Linked DNA regions of Mus musculus: region 1 is linked to region 2. The links are chromatin loops, found by intact Hi-C in ENCODE. Cell type or tissue: heart. All regions are shown on one strand. Links, peaks and the distances in the headings refer to the core of each region. The heading gives the core; the rest is flanking DNA.

The links. Hi-C counts contacts between places; a loop is a spot of excess contacts. Peaks named below come from ENCODE experiments on the same cell type or tissue, not always from the same donor. Only the 100,000 strongest peaks of a DNase experiment are listed, where the experiment ranks them.
Region 1: a loop joins it to region 2, with 2.2 times the contacts of the local background. A loop is called at or near these places in 3 of 42 quality-filtered maps.

What each region holds. Positions count from the first base shown.
Region 1 is chr11:108,262,556-108,271,659 of GRCm38, forward strand. All of the region lies in intron 2 of Prkca (protein kinase C, alpha), which reads right to left. Among named protein-coding and RNA genes, the nearest start is that of Prkca, 77 kb to the right of the region's middle. In heart, for the core only: no CTCF peak of the experiment used is centred there; a DNase peak (open chromatin) is centred at 5,506; H3K27ac peaks cover 2,615 bases.
Region 2 is chr11:108,130,627-108,139,730 of GRCm38, forward strand. All of the region lies in intron 3 of Prkca (protein kinase C, alpha), which reads right to left. Among named protein-coding and RNA genes, the nearest start is that of Gm51922, 23 kb to the left of the region's middle. In heart, for the core only: CTCF peaks have their summits at 5,006 (motif pointing left) and 5,996; no DNase peak of the experiment used is centred there; H3K27ac peaks cover 1,236 bases.

The sequences.
Region 1 (9,104 bases), core at 509-8,508, 130 kb after region 2:
GTGTGTCTGTGTGTGTGTGTCTGTGTGTCTGTGTGTGTGTGTCTCTGTGTCTCTGTGTGTGTGTCTGTGTGTGTGTGTCTGTGTGTGTGTGTGTGTGTGTGTGTGTCTGTGTATCTGCATTAACTATTAAATAATAGAAGCCATGCATTTGATAGGAAGCAAGGGAGGATACACAGGGAGAGCTGGGAGGAGAAAAAGAAAAAGGGGAAAGTTCTGCAATTACATTTTAATTTCAAAAATAATTAAATTAAATAAATTTTAAATGGTTACGTTGAGCAGGGCTTGAGAGAAACACACCTTTGATCATAGTACTTGGGAGGCAACGGCAGGTGGATCTCTGCAGGTTTGAAGCCAGCCTGATCTACATAGAAAGTTCTAGACCAGCCAGTCTACATAGTGAGACTCCATCTCAAAAAAAAGAGTTAAGATGGTAACGTCTGTAATATATCTTTTACCAAAATTTTAAAACTATATCGATAGAATTTCTGGAACTGTTAAAAGGAACATCTTATATTTCATCTACTGCTTTAAAGACAATATGGTTTGGGTGAGGGCTGTAACACTCTCATCCTTACAAAACTCTGCAATTCCACATAAAAACACGGTCTGTCAGGCCATGTTTTCTACAGCCAAACTATATATATATTTAAATTGGATCCTAATCTATGCAAGAAAAATGCAGAACCAGTAAACATAAAAATTGAGCATTTAAATACAATTAAGTCCCTGAAAGAGAACAAGTTTGATTTTTAAAGTAAACACCATAATTCTGTTTGCCTGGTGCACTAAAATCTCTGGAAGCTTTTATCAGCAGCAGGACCCTAATTGCATAAGCATTCAATGAATGGGTGAAATTATGCCATCATTTTACTTATTAAAAGGACAGACAAGTAGGGTGCGGCCACCCACCTCACCACCATCCATTTGCTTCCCCGCTGGCTAATTGCTTATGGTCCCCATTCTCTTCCTGGTTACCCTGAATACTAATACACACAGCCTCCAAATGGGGAACACTCCCTCTGTCCTGCCCACACTGTGCCTTGGGTGAACCATGTGACTTCCAGCCTCTGAACATTCTCAGGCAACTTTCCCTGTTTATGGCTCTCCCCATCACACTTTCTCCTCATGCTGTTTGGCTCTCCATCCACAGGAGCTCGTCTCATCCAGTCAGTCTTCCAACTTTGTCCAAGGCCAACTTTGATTTCTTTCTTTTAACTGCTTAGAGGCTCAAGCACAATTCCCTTGGAAGGTGTGGTCAGGATTCTAATTCACTTCATTGCTCCAGCCTCTCTCTCTTAGAGCAAGCAGATAGACTCTCTGGGCTGGAACTATACATTGGCCAGGGGTGTTTGTAGGTATGTATATACACATCTGTGTGTAGGCAGGTGCATATGCACATAAATGCACTTACACGTAGAGGCCAGAGGTCAACATCTGTTGTCTGCCCAAGCTGTTCTCCACCTTATCTGAATGAAACAGGAGCTGGCAGATCTGGCTAGACTGCCTGGCCAGCAAGCCCCCAGGGATCCCCTCTTATCTCCACCACCCCTAGTGCTAGGATTGTAGGTACATACTGCTACACTCAGATATGTTTTTCTTATATGGATGCTGGGAGATTGAACTCAAGCCCTCATGTTTACACAGCAAAAAAAGTTTGTTTTTTTTTTCTAGAAGATTACATTTATTTCATATATTAGATTAAACTTAGTAAACACATTTCTCCCATTATACTGATGAGTAGACTGAATCATCAAGCAATTGTTATTTCACTTGAATTAGGACTGAGAGCTAATGAGACAGAGTCAAGACTTTAATGGAGGCATGTGATACGGCTTCAGAGTCTACCCTGCTATTTGCAATTACATATATGAGGGTAAAGTGGGTTTTTTAATTTTTAAATTTAATTATTTTTTACTTAGTCACTTTGTATCCAGCTCACTGCCCCACTCCCAGTCACCTCTTCCTACAATCCTTTCCCCATCCCTCTCCCCCTTCTCCAAGTGGGTGGGGGCCCCCTGGGCATATATCCAAAAGATGTTCCAACACACCAGAAAGATACTTGGTCAACTATGTTCATAGCAGCTTTATTTGTAATACTCAGAAACTGGAAACAACCTAGATGCCCCTCAACTGAAGAATGGATGAAGAAAATGTGGTACATCTACACAATGGAATACTATTCAGCTATTAAAAATAAAGACATCGTGAATTTTGCAGGCAGATGGATGGAACTAGAGAATACCATCCTGAGTGAGGTAACCCAATCCCAAAAGGGACACACAAGGTATGTACTCACTTATAAGTGAATATTAGCCATAAGATACAGGATACCCATGCTATACTTCAGAGACTCAAAGAAGCTAAACAAGAATGAAGGCCCAAGTGAAAAAACTCGAAAATAGCAAAAGTTCTACTGACTGACCCATCTCCCCAACTGCTGAAAATTGATAAGTATTACTTTAATATTATTCTGGTGTTTCCTTCCAGTTCTTAAAGATCTGGGACTCGGGACGTTTGAACAAGTGTTCTGGAATCAGTTCAGTTTCCAGCATTGTCTATTCCTAGTTCTGTCATCTCAAGTCATCTCAAGGAAGTTATCCAAACACTTTAAGATTTACTTGTATTACCCACAGAATAAAAGCATTTGTCCTGTATACTGACACAAATATTAACAATAGAAAGAAAGCCCTGAGATTAAAAGTAATGTTTGTCAATGGTAGAGAGCCTGCTTAGCATGCCTGAGCTCAGTACCTGATACCAGAAGGAGGAGAAGGAGGAGGGGGAGGGGGAGGGGGAGGAGGAGGAAGAGGAGGAGGAGGAGAAAGGAAGGAAGGAAGGAAGGAAGGAAGGAAGGAAGGAAGGAAGGAAGGAAGAAAGAAAGAAGAAGAGAAGAAAATAAAAAGAAAGTCCTGAGATCCAAATAAAAAATGTCAGCAATGGTAGGTACTAGCTCTCTTGAAGAAGGAAACAGAAACACAGTGACCCCTAAGCCTTGGCACTTAGGTGATATCACAGGGAACTCTTGCACTGTGAAGACTCCATAAGAGGTCTAAAACACATTCAGGCGGTAGTGATAATGTCAGGACGCAGGTGTTATTTCTGAATCATGAACAAAGGCACTAAGGAGAAGAGCCTTCTTGAGTGGGCCATCCTCTCTCAGTGACAAATGACAGATCACGGGACTTGAAGTTACAACAAAGCTCTGGAGTTCACTGATAGAGTCGAGGATTCAGCATTAAGAGCTATCAATCATAAACCTAATACCTACTGTAGCTCCAATGAGGGACGGAGGGAATAGGAGGAAAAGGAGGCAGACGGACAGACAGACAGACAGACAGACAATCCACCTGTGAACCATTAAACTGAGCAGTTCTCAGAAAAAATATTTATTCTCAGCTAAACAAGGATCTTTGCTCTTAACCAGACAAGGACTTGAAGAAACTAAAGCAAGTAGAGTTTTCCTGCACCACCCTGTCTTCCTTATCTTAAGGTCTCACAATGAAATGGCATGTCTATCATCTATCAGATTAATAATTCATTGGAAGTATAAACCCCAGCATGAGTTGGGCAGCGACTGAGAATGTGAGATTGTGCTGTTTGGGGAGAGTAACTTGGCAGTGTGTACCAAACACCCTAAGAAATGCTCTACTGCTGGACCCAGTAAATCATTTAACGTTTAACCATTTCTCTTGTGAAAATTCGATATTTCCATAGACATGTATGCCAAAACAGCCTCATCTCAGCCTTTCTTGGGAAGAAGCAAAGGGAACTCTGCAATAGAGAGTTCTGTAAAAGGGTAAAAAGTGACAGAAGAAAGCCAGGCATGGCGGCTCCTCTGTTTATACCCCAGCTACCAAGTGGTGGGAGGCTCAATTTCAAGATATACCTTGGCAATGTGGCAAGATACACGGCCCCATTAAGGAAAAAAGAAAGAAAAGAAAATTACAACAGAACATTTATCAAGTAAAAATATTATATGCCCAACCCTTAATTTCTCAACAACAACAACAACAACAAAAAACTTTAAGAAATCAAGAAAGTAGCTAGGCAGTGGTGGCATGAGGCAGGCAGATTTCTAAGTTCAAGGCCAGCCTGATCTACAAAGTGAGTTCCAGGACATCCAGGGCTACACAGAGAAACCCTGTCTGGGGGGGGGGGGGGAGATTAAGAAAGAGAAAAAGAAAAAGAAATCAAGAAAGTAGGAAAAAGGAGTAAAATTGCATATATGAAATGGATGTATAGCAAAAGAGAGTGAGATGCGAGATTTTAAATGGCTTCTTCTCTTCTTTTAAACCAGCTCCAGAGAATATGTATTCCTATCACGCTTCTACATACAGGGGCAAGAAGGTTGGTTTTAAAACATTGGCCTTGTATTTGCTCTCACCTTTTATCATACCTTCCTAGAATCCTAATTCATTCTCCCATCCCTTACACACACACACACACACACACTAGTATGTTTCAATTGCTCCCAAGCCATTGCTGGATTTAGGCTGCACCTGAAACCTTCAGATAGAAGGAACTTGCACTCCATTCAATAAGTAGCATTTCACCCAGCCAAAAGACTCCAAATGAGTGGGAGGGAGCTACGCTTAGTAACTGTATCTTCACATCTTAAATTAATAGCTACCATATTCTATGAACTAACAGTTTAAACCTGAGTTGAAATAATGCTAAAAATAGCCCTTCTCCCTGGGCCAATTATTTTTCCCAGTGGGAGACATGTGGTTGGCAGGGTTCCTTCCTGTAGTTAAGGAGAGGGGTTGGGAAGCAGTAATCTACAACACCAAGGTTCCTGAGTGGGAAGTGAGGTCCCGATAAAATGGGGCTCCGGAAACCCCAAAACATTTTTCCATGGGTTTTGGAGCTACAGAGATCTTTCCATGGTTAGCTCTTGTAGCCTGTCTTTGGGGTCTCCCCCTTTGAGCACCCTCAGTAAGACTGGTAAAAGGGAAAATAAAAGAGAATCTGAAAGGGGTGGTAGTTGTTATTTTTGTTTGTTTCTGCGGTTTTGAGGCTAGCACCCTGAGTCCTGGGCGGGAAGGTCCTCCTGCTAAGCCGTACCCCTTGTCTGAAAATTGTCTGCCGCACTGCTAAACAACGGTCAAAATAACAATAGCTCGGATTTGTGGGCATGCCAACAATAAATAAAAGGCAAAATGCATTCGTGGTAAGAACTGTCCCTTGTTTTCTGATGTTCACTGGAGCCAAGGCTAGCTTTTACTCCTCTGCCAGCTCCCCGCTCCCCCGGAGGTGGGGTTGCAGGCTGCACCACACCTGGCTTAGCAAACTCCATATATGCTAAGCAAGCACATCCCTGATGCCAGAATTTGAAAATGGCGTCATATCTTAATTCCACAACACTACTCTGAGCCATCACAAGGCTTGTTTTCTTTGGAAGACTGTTTCTAAATGGCCCTGTGCTCCTCTGGGGCTCGCTGGCTTACCACGTGACTTACCTCCACCCACAGAACAGAAGTCCCAGGAGAACAGTGCTCTCCTGCCCTGTTCACTGCTAAATACTCTGCACTTAGAACCCAGAGGTGCCCGCTGCCGCGTACTGACTATGAGTGATGATTCAAAGACCAGCCGGACATTAGTCACTTTCATCCCCATGGGGACAGATTCTCTTCCAACCTAATAGTTTAGACATAAATCCTTCTTTGCAAAGTCATTCTGACCTCCCTAACTGCCCCCACGTCCCCTTCAGGTCCCAGGGTAGGATCCTGCTGAATGTTGGATGAGCCCAGCCTGATTCCACACTCACTGCAGAGTGACTAAGAACTAAGTCACTGCGACACCTCATGGATGAGCAGAGGCCTCTTTTCTGTGCCTGCTTCCTCAGGTGTCACAGAAACTGATCCACTGAAAGCCCCCCAGTGACCGCTGTCACCACGGTATAAAACACATGTCTTTTGGGCCTCTTCACAATCCTCTCAGCCTCTTTGCCTCTCAGACAGCCAGTTAGCCCTGGAGTCTCCCCCTCCCTGGGGAGTCTCTTCTTGGTACAGGGGCTCAGCAGCCCCTACCAGTGCTCTGGAAAGTGTGTGTGCGCATGTGCATGCGCGTGTGTAACCACATGCTTTGCAGCATGCTAGGGGGCTTCCTGTGAGAAACCATGCTTGATCACACCCTGCTGAAACCCAGGCTTAAATACTTCTATCTCAAGGTATCGATGGACCATTCCTGACAGCAAAGGCCAGCGCCAGAGAGCCCAGATGCAGTCAGTAACTAGAAGCAGGACTGCACCAAGCGGCAGTCTGCCATTCCCTGCACCTCCCCACTCCACAGACCCGCCATGTGCCTATCCTCAGCGACAGCACCACCTGTCAGAGTGATGAGCAACCCCAGAGTGGTTTTACAGAGCCTAGATGGGGAGGACTTAAAAGCCAAACCCATACAGTACCTGGGTTTGTTAGGGGTTACCCATCACTTCCATAGCACCCCGAATCTTGTAACATCATTGGTTCACGTTTCAGATTACCTCAGTCTGGAGTGAGCTGTTGTTATTTCTACCTCACACCAGTATGCAATGTTTGTCTTGCACAACTCCCCCACTGTTTAGTCAACAAAGTGCCTAATGGGCCTGAAAGTGCCTGTCTCCTGCTGGTCTAGGGTGTGTGTGTCTTTCACTTGAGCCACATATGCATCTAAATAGATCAGAAAGCATGCAGTCACCAAAGTGCCTCAGTGGGGGCCTTCCAGTGGTCTCTAAACTCAACAAAACCCTCCATTACACAGTAGAAGGAGCTGAGGTTCTGGCTACTTGGTACGGCCTGTACTTCCCTCTATATGTGGATGTACAGAATTCCTCAGTACAATTACAACATTAAGCCACAGCTATTAATATGCAAAAGTGTGTCTGTTTGTCATCCCAGGTCGCTTAGCTCTTGTAAGCATTTCACAGGGCCGGGAGGCCCTGCTGACTAAACATTTCCCGGATCTGCACAAGCCCCTGCCTCTTTGCACATTAATAAACCTGCTAGAGAATGCATGCAAAATGAAAGGCACTTTTTCAAAGACAGCCCCCGAGAGGCTAAGGTAGTAATAAATGAGGTTAGTTCAGAACCATAGAGGACTCACACAGGCCAAAGCCCCAAATATGGCAAAGCTGAGTGAGCATTCGGAAGACAGTGGCTCTGTCTCAGGACAGCGCCTTTCCTTTTGCTACAGACATGGACGCTGCTAACTGCCGCCTGTACACACGGAAGCACTCTGATGTCACCTTCTCACACAAGCCAGTGCTAACTGCCCAGTCTGTTGAAAAGCAGATTTCCTCGTTCTTTCCCATGACACCACTTGGGTTGCCTTCAACATTGGAAGAGTGCCTGCTTACAGACTATTCCACCAAAGAGGAAGATCAGAATGTATATTTGTACATACACAAGGGAGTGAGAGAGAGAGGTGTGTATGTATTTGTGTATGTGTGTGTGATATAGTGTGTGTACGTGTGTGATGTACGGTGTATGTGTGGTGTGGGTGATATGTGGGGTATGTGTGTATGGTGTGATATGTGGTATGTATGTATGTATGTGTGGTATGTGTATATGTGTATGTGAGCATATGTGTGTATATGTGTGGTATGTATATTATATGATGTGTCTGTGTGATATGTGTATATGAGTATATGGTATCTAGTATATGTATACATGTATGTATTATATGTTGTATGTGTAATATGTGTGTGTGGTGTCTAGTGTGTGTATATATGTGTGTGTGTATATATATGTGTGTGTGTGTGTGTGTGTGTAGGTGTGTGTGGTGTGTATTTGTGTGATGATTGTCTGTGTGGTATGTGTGAATGGTGTCTAGTGTGTGTATTTGTGTGATATGTGTAATATGGTTCTAGTGTGTGGTATCTGGTATGTGTGTATGTGTGTGTATGAGTAGGTGTGTACGTGTATTTTTAGGCATGTGTGTATGAGTGAGTGTGTATGTGTGTGTATGTTTGTATATGAGTGAATTGGGGGGGGGTACAAGAGCTTGAGAAGGCAGAGGTAGGAGGGGCATGTGGGCACGTGGTGAATCCTGAGAAAAGAATTGGAGGATTTGTTCCACTGTCCTTCCCAATCCATTTAGAAAATTTCTAAATAAGTTAAAATTAAGTGAACTAACACAGAGTGGCTCCTTACAATGGCTAATTTTGATTGTCAGCTCAATGGGATTGAGAATCACCAATCACCATGGTAACCAGTCTCTGTGTGAGACTGTAAGAGATTATCTGGATGGGTCACCCAGGGTGGGAAGACACACTAAATGTGGGTGACCATTCCATGGGCTTGGTGGGCTCTCACATTGACTAAAAAGGGGAAAATGAGTTGGGGTCCGAGAGCCATTGCTCTGTGCTTTTGACAGGGTGCCCTGGAACCAGCTGCCTAACGTTCCTGCAGCCACACCCTCTCTGCCATGGTAAGCCGAGTAAACTCCTCCTGCTTTAAAGTTGCTTGCCCAAGTATTTTTTTTTTTTTTCCGCAGCAACAAGACAAGTACTAAGACAGTGTTCCATCATTAAATGAGCCATAAGAAAGCTGGTGTTTTGTGATTGTACTTGTTTGCTTCTTTGTTTAAGGTTACTCGCTGGTTTGTCCCATCAGCCCCATGGCTGATGAAAAGGGTCTGTGGAGCTTTTCCTTCCAGCTGCTGCCAGGCACTGTGGTGGGCACAGCCAAAGATACCCTGAGCCTGCTCCACGGGTGACGTACTAGGCAGCACCCAGGCCACCTGAGAGGAGAGGCTGCATAACGAAGAGAAATGAAGCTTTCTTCTGCTCTTGGGGGAGGAAGAGGACACAGAAGACCATCCAAGAGGCCTGCCACACTCGACTGTCTAGGAGATGAAAGAATGGGGCACTAAGGCCAGGGAAGCGGCATGGAGACTTGCACCTAGGATCTCCACAAGCGTGGGCGGGGCCGGCACCTTGGCAGGGTGAAAGCACTCAAGCAACCACAGTGGAAGGGATCACGTGATCCCCCTTCTCTGCTTTCAAAGCTTCTCCCAGGTTGCACACCGTGAAAGCAACCCAACAGAGCTGTAAGTAGTACAGTCAGAGCTCCTGTGACAGGGAGTAAAAGCACCTGGAGGTCCCTGTAACCCCTCTAGCCTGT
Region 2 (9,104 bases), core at 300-8,299:
CCCCATGCAGAGAGAGACCTCGGAGCTTGAAGGAGGAGCTACCCATGGGTATTTCCAGTTCTCAGCTATAGCAGGGGCTCTCTAGACGGGACCCCCCACGTTAAAACTGAGAAGCGACCATTGATATTTTGGCTTAAGACTTGCACTGGAGTCAACTAGAACTCAGCAAGAGGCGAGGTGGGTGTGCCAGAAAGCGTGTCTCGGGGGCATTGCTGGCAAGAGACAGGCAAAGGTAAAGACTTAGAAATGAGAACTTACAAGGCAGAGTGAACCCCAGACCAAGTCCCCCATGCCCAGAGCCTTGCATCCGCAGATAACTGCAACAGTGCCCTTGGCTTTGGAGATGTGGCTTGGAGACAGGACTCTAAAACTGCTGAGCGATTTTATGGAATCTACACGGACTGCTTCCTCTGTTCCAAGTGTATGAGCAACAAACATCATGAGAAGGGGATTATTTATCCCCAGTCTACAAGTAGGACACTAAAGATAAAAGGTTAAGAATGTGTCTGAAGCTGCATATCTGAGAAATGCTGGGGTCACCTCCTCAGCCTCTTTCCTCTGTATGGGAATACCACTCTTCTTAAAGGAGTGCAGGATTCATGAAAAAACAAACCCAATGTTTTCAAACCTATCAAGTACTAAATCCCACAAGACCATGGCTCTTTCAGTCAGTGACTTGTCTCTGCTGCCTAAGCAGTGCTCATATACAGCAGGTGCCCGATAAATCGATGTGCCCATAGTTAAAGGGACATTTCCTTTTGTTCTATGGTAGCCCTGCCCTGGAGAACAATACTGGAGACCGCACAGATAATTTTACTTTTCCTAGTAGCCTCATTTTTAAAAGTAAAAGAAATCAACATAACTCATTTTAACACCATGTTTTATTTCATCTCGTAAATCTAAAATCCAATCCCTTCCATACATAATCAATGTGATGTGTAATAAACAGTATTTCATGCTCTTTCATTTCTGGGAACTTTTTCGATGAACATACACTGGGAAATATCCAATATGTGCATTTCACAGTTAGTTTGAACATCTGCATTTGGAACAGGCACCTACATACTGCTCAGTAGCCTCATGGGGCCCATGACTTCTGTAACAGATAATATAGCCCAAGAGTTGGTTACTCTTTGTTTATTTTGAGATAAGAGTTTCACTGGATAGCCATGGCTGGCCCGGAAGGTGCTATGTAGACCAGGGTGGTCTCCAAGTCACACTGTGTGTGTGTGTGTGTGTGTGTGTGTGTGTGTGTGTGTGAGAGAGAGAGAGAGAGAGAGAGAGAGAGAGAGAGAGAGAGAGGGAGAGAGAGAGAGAGAATGGCTTTGTAGATATGAGGAGGCCAGAAGAGTGTGGGATCCCCTTGACCTGGAGTTACAGGGAGTTATGATCCACCTGACAGGTATGAAGAACTGAATTCCCTGAGAACTGGACTCACATAGTCTGCAAGAGCAACATGTGCTCTTAACTGCTGTGCTGTCTTTCCAACCCTGAAAATGGAAATCTTAAAGCTAACCGAGCCTGGAAACAACCAAGGTGAAGGACTAGACTATTATTCATGAGACAAACAAGTGATGGGAGATGGAGAGATGGGAGAACCCTAACTGCACACTCCTCCATGAGAGCAGGCAACCTGAAAAGTCTACACACATTTTGACATTCCACCGTAAGACATTCTGGAATCGGTGAAATGAGCCCGGTCGTGAAGGGATCACAGCTTGGACAGAGGAAATGTTGAAAACGTGAACTGGGTTCTCCAGAGCAGCAGCAACAACCTATAGTGATGTGTAAGATGGCTCCATGTCTTCACATCTGTTTCACAACCCACTGCATGCACAGTGATGGGTGTGAACATTAGCTAGAGCTGTTTACTGATCATTGCTAAGCTGTAACAAATGTTCCACATTAAGCAATGCAAGGTGTTCATAACAGGGTAGATGGTTCAAGTATGGGGGTGTAGGACAGGCATATGAATACGTTTTCCTGTGACCCCAAATCAATACCTCTAAAGAATAATTGTTTAAAATTTTTCATTGGATGGACTGGTTGCTATAATCATGGGTGCTTCCAGCCTTCATAGAGAAAGGCCACTATTCTGGTCTGATTTTAAAATCACAAACTTGGGGGCTGAAGAGGTAGATGGCTTAGTGCTTAAGAATATTTGCTGTTCTTTCAGAGGACCTGGGTTTGGTTCCCAGGGCCCATATCAGGTGGCTCAAAACTACCTGTAACTCTAGCTTTGGGGCATCCAATGCCCACTTCTAAACTCTCTAGGAACCTGCACACATGTGTACACACACACACACACACACACACACACACACACACACACACGCACAGAGATACATAATACAGTTAACAGTTAAAACCATAGCTTATTTTTACATGCAAATTTACTAATACATAATACAGTTAACAGTTAAAACCATAGCTTATTTTTACATGCAAATTTACTAATCTAACTCTTAGCTGCTTACTCTGCCCATGGAGAACATATGTTTAAGATGACCATGTGCCAGTCACTGATTCCCAGATAGGAGGTGCCCTGTTGGGTCTGGTCTGACAGCCTTGGACAACTGTCTTCTTCATCCTCAGTGTGGTTCTCTCTTCTGTGGGGACCAAAGAATTCTTAAGTGTTGTTCCACTTTATAAAGCCTTTCTCATAGGGCATGGTGTATAACCATTCACATCATATATACTGGCACTGGGGAACACCAGCTGTTATGACAGATGGCACAGGAGACATGGAACCTAGGAAGACACAGGTACTGACTGGGAAAGGGTGGAGAGGCCACTTAGTGTTCTTCCAACTGGTTCCTGCCACACTTGAAGCTTCAGTCCAGGCCTTCTCCAGGCTGTCCAGGATAGACCTTGGTAATTGCTACTCTTCCTACCTCCACAGAGGAAGGAAGAAGCACTGGCTGCCATCTTGGCCAAAGTACTGAAGACAGGGGTCACCAGTGTTTGTAGGCAGTAGTAGGGCAAGGAAGACCTACAGGTACCTAGTGTCTCATTTTACTTAGAACTTGTTTTATTCCTGTAAAGCATACAGGAAACTTGGTATTTTAATTGTTTTCAAGTGCACAGCTCTGGGCCCCGGGCATGTTCACATTGCTCTATAAACATCACCACCATCCATCTCTGTATCCTTTCATTGCCCCAAACTGAAATGTTGTACCATTGAAACACTAATTTATTTCTCAATCCTCCAGGGCCCTAGCAACTACTCCTAACTACTCTTAAGTGTACCATGATGAAAGCCACACAGCAGGTGTCCTTTTGTGACTTGGTTTTCCATCTAGCATTTGCCCTCAAGGACCACTCATCTTGTGCCATCGTTAGATTTTTGTGTTAGGGAGCATGTGCCTATGGTATATGTGTGTACACACGTATGTGCAGGTGCTCATACATGCATGCCTATATGAGGACAGACAGAGAAGGATGTCAGGTATTTGGCTCCATCACTCTCTGCATATTTCTTCGAGCTAGGGCCTCTTGTTGAACCTGAAGCTTGGCTCCTGTTTCTGGTTTCCCCTACTTCTGCACATCACTGGGTTTACAGATACTTAAGTGCGCATGACAGTGTTTTTATGTGGGTACAGCTGCAAACACTCTAATCCACTGAGTCAACTTTCTTGATCCATGTGCCAGAATTAATGTCTGGGTGAGACTTCTCTGCATGAGCAGACCTCATTTTGTTTGTCCATTTACTTGTCTGTGGCCACCTGGCTTGCTCCTACCTTTTGTCTGCTGTCAGCAGAGTATCTCTTGGGTTTCTCCTTTCCCCTCTTTCAGACTTGGAGGTGGAATTTCACATTCTTTTTCTCCTCCTCTTTCTCCTTTTGTGCTGGAGTTTAAGCTCAGGGCTTTCCGTAACCCTGGAAAGCCCCCATACTCCTGCATCTTCCTTTTAAGAGGCACTGCCCCTTAGTATGAATGACACACTCAAAATCACAAGGCAAAGACATTCTGCTTAGACTAGGGGACAGTCATTTTAGGCGACACCATTGAAATGTGGGGCTAGCCAGGCATGGTGGCATATTCCTGAATGGTCAGCACTGGAAGACTAAGGCAGTTTGAATCCAGAGTAAGTCTCTGTCTCAAACACACACAACACACACAGATACACAGATACACAGACACACACACATACACACAGACACACACACATACACACACATATACACAGACACACACAACACACACATACACATACAGACACACAGACACACACACATACACACACATACACACAGACACACACAGACACACACAGACACACACAACACACACATACACATACAGACACACAGACATGCAACAGACACACACATGGCACACACATATACACAGACATGCAACAGACACACACATAGCACACACATACACACACACATATACACACACATACACACACACACACACACACACACACATCAGAAGTGGGCTAACCCAGCTTTAAGGGTCAAAAGTGACTCTGCCTGTTGACTTAAAGCAGTGCTGAACCCCCACCCTGTCAGTTCCACACTAGGACACAGAGGATGACAGTCTACATGCATTAAGATACCCTGTGTGTCTGCTGAGTTCTGTACTTCAATTCCTGTTCAGTTCCTAACCACACGGTCTCTCACTAATCTTGACTGAATTAAGATGAACATGAAGATGCTCTTCCCTGAGCATCTACCCTGCTCCCTCCCCACCAGATTGATCGTGTCAGTTTAATGTAACAGAATTAAAAAATCATGCAAAATGGTATGTTTTGTGAACAATAGTTCCTCTGAATCTCAGACAGTCATTTGTTCACCAAACCCCAGCAGGCTGCAGCTGAGTTGACATTAAAAGGAAAAATTCCAGGAAAAACCTGGGGAGGGGGAGAGAAGTAAGCAGAGAGGGAGGACACACAGACCTAATCAAGGCAACTGACCTGGGCCACCTGGTGATCTCTACTCCATTCAGGTCGGCACCCCCCACTGGTGAGGACTGAGACTGCAGCAGGGCTTGCCCAGCTAAATGACAAGCAAGGGCTTTGCAAAATTCAGAATAATGAATGAAAAATGTCCTAGGAGAGGCTGGTAACATCTCTAAGACTCCAGGTTATCTGAATGTGTAGAGTGGCCTTCAAATTTGGGAAGAAACACATCTCTGAATGAAGTGCCTGGCTTACAAACTTCTGTCTTCGTGCCTCATCTCCTTTGATCCACTCATCACATCAGCACTCAGAGACAGACTGCTATTGTTCCCAGCTAACAGGTAAGGCAATTGAGGCTCTGGGAGACTCAGTGGCTTGCAGCCAACTCAAGACCACAGAGTCCTGGTCCAGAGCCTTTCCTGTCTGACTGCTCTGCCTCCCAACTCAGCAAAGCTCACATGTAACCTACCCCTTCTCACTAACACGCTGGTGGCAGGCTTGAAAAACACTCTTGCTTTCCTAAGTGGACTAGGCTTTAGGATCCGTCAGGATTGGCCTCTGTTTTAATTCCTATTTTCCATTTTAAACCACATTCTTCCTTGCTTGTTTTCCTGATCTCTGAGCTCAGCGAAATCCTCCTGGACGGGGTTTTTGCAGCCCTGTCTGGATCATTTTAACTCTCCCTGGCACACAGAATGTCAAAACTTCTGCAGGTCAAGAGAGGGAAGGAGGGAGGGAGGGAGGAAGGGAGGGAGGGAGGGAGGAAGGGAGGGAGGGAGGGAGGGACAGAGAGAGAGAGAGAGAGAGAGAGAGAGAGATCATTCAATTCTGCCAAGTGCACTCAACAATTTCTAAGGCTTGATCCAATGTTGGTCTGGAGAAAGCATTGTTTCTGCAGAGAAGCCAACATCCCACACTAAGCCTTCAGCTCCAACCTGCACCCCGAATTGTTGGCACAGACACCCCAGCTTGCTCATCTGTATGCTCAAGGCTCCTGTGGGCTGCATGACAGCTCAGTGCTGATTAAAGAAAAGGTGCAAGTGACACTGGAAGATGCTATAAATAGAGAATTCCGAAATCTATCTGCCCTAGTGGCCAGGACTCATTAGATCTGAAACTGTTTGGCTTTTCACTGGAGAGACAGGAGCCCAATTACCACAGTGCACATACAAAGGAAATTATCTGGGCGACATTGAGATTCCACTTGTAAGCTGTTTACTTGAAATAGTCCTGGGGTTTTGATGGGCTTAATCCTTAAATACATTGATTCTGAAAGGATTTTTAAAACTTGGACCCTACAGGATTTAATGAAGACCTATGAAAGTATCACTCAAAACTCTCTGTAAACGTGGCAGGCTTCTCCCAAGCCCAGCTGTTCAGGCATGCTATGTGTCTTTGTATGAGCCTGTAACTCTCTGAGTCTGTTGTTGTTGTTGTTGTTGTTGTTCCAAGATAAGATGCTAGAGGGCTTCTATGGCTCAGCCTCTCTCTGACCATCTCTGAGTCACAGATTCCTCTACTCAGATCTCCCATGTCCCATGGCAGAAGCTGAGACAGATACAAGAATGTGAATCAACTGGAATGCGGCCCCCAAGCCTGGAGGACAGGCACTACACCTGTTTAAATGCCAAATATAGGGCACTGTCATGGAGAGACTCCCGCTCAGAGTTCTTGGGGCTTTCTCTTCTCACAATCCCTGCTGCACTGTGCCCCGAGTGGACCTATATGCCCAGCCTTCACTACATCAGCCTCAGACACTAATTACAGAGCAGGTTCATCCCAAGGGTTGCTGTGCTGAGCCACCCAGAAGCTGAGGTGACTACTCAGGACATGAGGCTGCTCCTTCCCACAGACCTTTCTGTTCTGCCATGCTTCATGTTTTACACTCAGTGTGGCCTCTGTCATCCGTGACTCAAGCGATAGCACGTGGCAACGGCTAGTCTCAGACCCTCATGCCCACTGGGTACTTTGTCCCCTCTTCTGACAACTGGCTCCCCTCTACCATTCAGTCTGAATAAATCGCTCAGCACTCATCAAACCCACTCACCACTCTCTGCTGCCCAGCTCACCTGTCTCAGCCTGCACCTTGCTCTCTTTGCCCACGATAGTCCTTTTCTCTGCATTACTCTCTGTTTCTGTCTAGACTGAGTCTATACATATCCTGAAGAGTCTCGGGGTAAAATTTCCATCCTAGCAAAGTCATCCCTCAAGATCTAAAAGAAGAGAGGCCCCTCTTTTCTCCCTATCTACCTGGGAATTTGCTTGTTTTGTTGTTATTTTTCCTACCTCACATCCAGAATTACTTTAGATAAAAATGTTTGTGTTGGGCTGTGGCTATAACTCAACTAATACCTAGCACGTGGAGCTCTGAGTTTGATCCCCAGCACTGTATAAAACTGGGTTTAGTGGCACTGTCCCCTGAGAGTATAATCCCAGCACTTTAGAGGTAGACACAGGAGGATCAGAAATTCAAGGTAATACTTGGCTACACAGCAAGTTTGAAGACAACATTGGATACATAAGACCCTGTCTGGGAAAAACAAAAGCCGTCATTTGGGTACGTGTTCACTATCAGTTTCTTCAACTAGAGCAACCTCCCAGGACGGAAAGACCACTAGTGTCCTGGTGCCTTCAGAGTGCTCTTTATATAGTTGTCTGTATATACCTGGTGCATGGATGAACCATTAGCCTTGTTCCCAGATCTATCAGTTTGGGGTTCTATCATGTTCTGTAAGGATTCCTGAATATGCAGCTGTTGTCATATTGGCAAGAGTTCTGATGTTCCTAAATATGGGTTTTATTTAGAGGCAGCAGATGCATCATGAGGCACCCCAGGTACCAGTAGCATCTGGACTGCTCAGGAATGATAGCCTGGCCCTGAGTGGCAGGCAGGTGATGGGATGTGATCTGATGCTCTATCTAGTGGTACCTCTACTACACCTGAGTCCAAGCACCCTCTCTGGTTGACGCTTTCTCTCAGGCCTGCAGAAAAACTGTCAAGGGGGAACTCACACTCATTAAAAAGAAAATCAAAATGAAACCAGAAAAAGATTTGTGTGTTTTCAAAGGATCGGCAGAAGAGCCATTATATCTTCTGAACAAACTGTCTACAGCTTCAACTACAAAAGAAGGAGTTATACTAAAACCCCAAAGGAAGTATTTGTGCTAAAATTGTTCTGAAAAGACTCCACCCCATATAGAACACAAACTGTATTTTGGTACCTGTTCCAAGAGAAAGCAATTGCATCAATGGAGATATTGAATACATCATTTGTAAGTCCTAATGAGTAACCTTTTCCCAGGAAAGTTAAGATTCACAGCATCCATTAGATGTCACCCCGCCCAGCCCCCCACCAGATTTAGCACCCATTCAAAGAGCACCGTGGGATGTGGGATCATGAGTGATCTAAGAACTGTCAGCAGCAAGCCTTCTATTGTAAGTAGAGTGCATGAATAAAACAGATTACTAACAATTTTAGAATCGTAATTTGTATCAAGATGTCTGTCTTGATGCAACTTGACGTCTCTGAATAATTCATTATGTCCTTCCCCAAATTCCTTTTAAAAAAAAAATCAGACGCTGTAGACAATTTTCAGTCCTTTAAGTGAAAAATAACCATGAAAGTTATCAAGTTAGATAGAGCTGAAAGGTCCCACCTACTGAAGACAGGACAAGAAGGCCACTATGGGTCTCCAGTCTTTGCCTCCAGGGGAATCAGAGCGTCACGAAATCCCCCAGTTCAAGGAGATTTTAAGAATCAAGTCAATTGCTCTGCAGTGCTGGCACATTTGTTTCTACACTGGCCCAAACTAGCTTGCCTGGGTTTTTTTGTTTTTTGTTTTTTGTTTTTTTTTTTTAATTATTTATTAAATTTTAACCCCACCCCCCACCACACCCTATCCCACCCCACCCCACCCCACCCCCGTCTTTAGACAGTAGGAACTGAGCCTTGAGCTTTTTTAAAGCATTCCAGTGTTCTACCACAGAGTTGCATCCCTGACTCCTGTTTGTTATTTATTTATTTATTTATTTATTTATTTATTTATTTATATATGGTAGCTCACTAATTATCTAGACTAGCCTTAAACTTACTATGTAATCCACGTGGCCTTGATTTTATAAGCCTGAGTCCCTGAGCTGGGATCACAGGCCTGAGCCTTCAAGCCCAGCTACAAATTGGATCCCTTCTTCTTT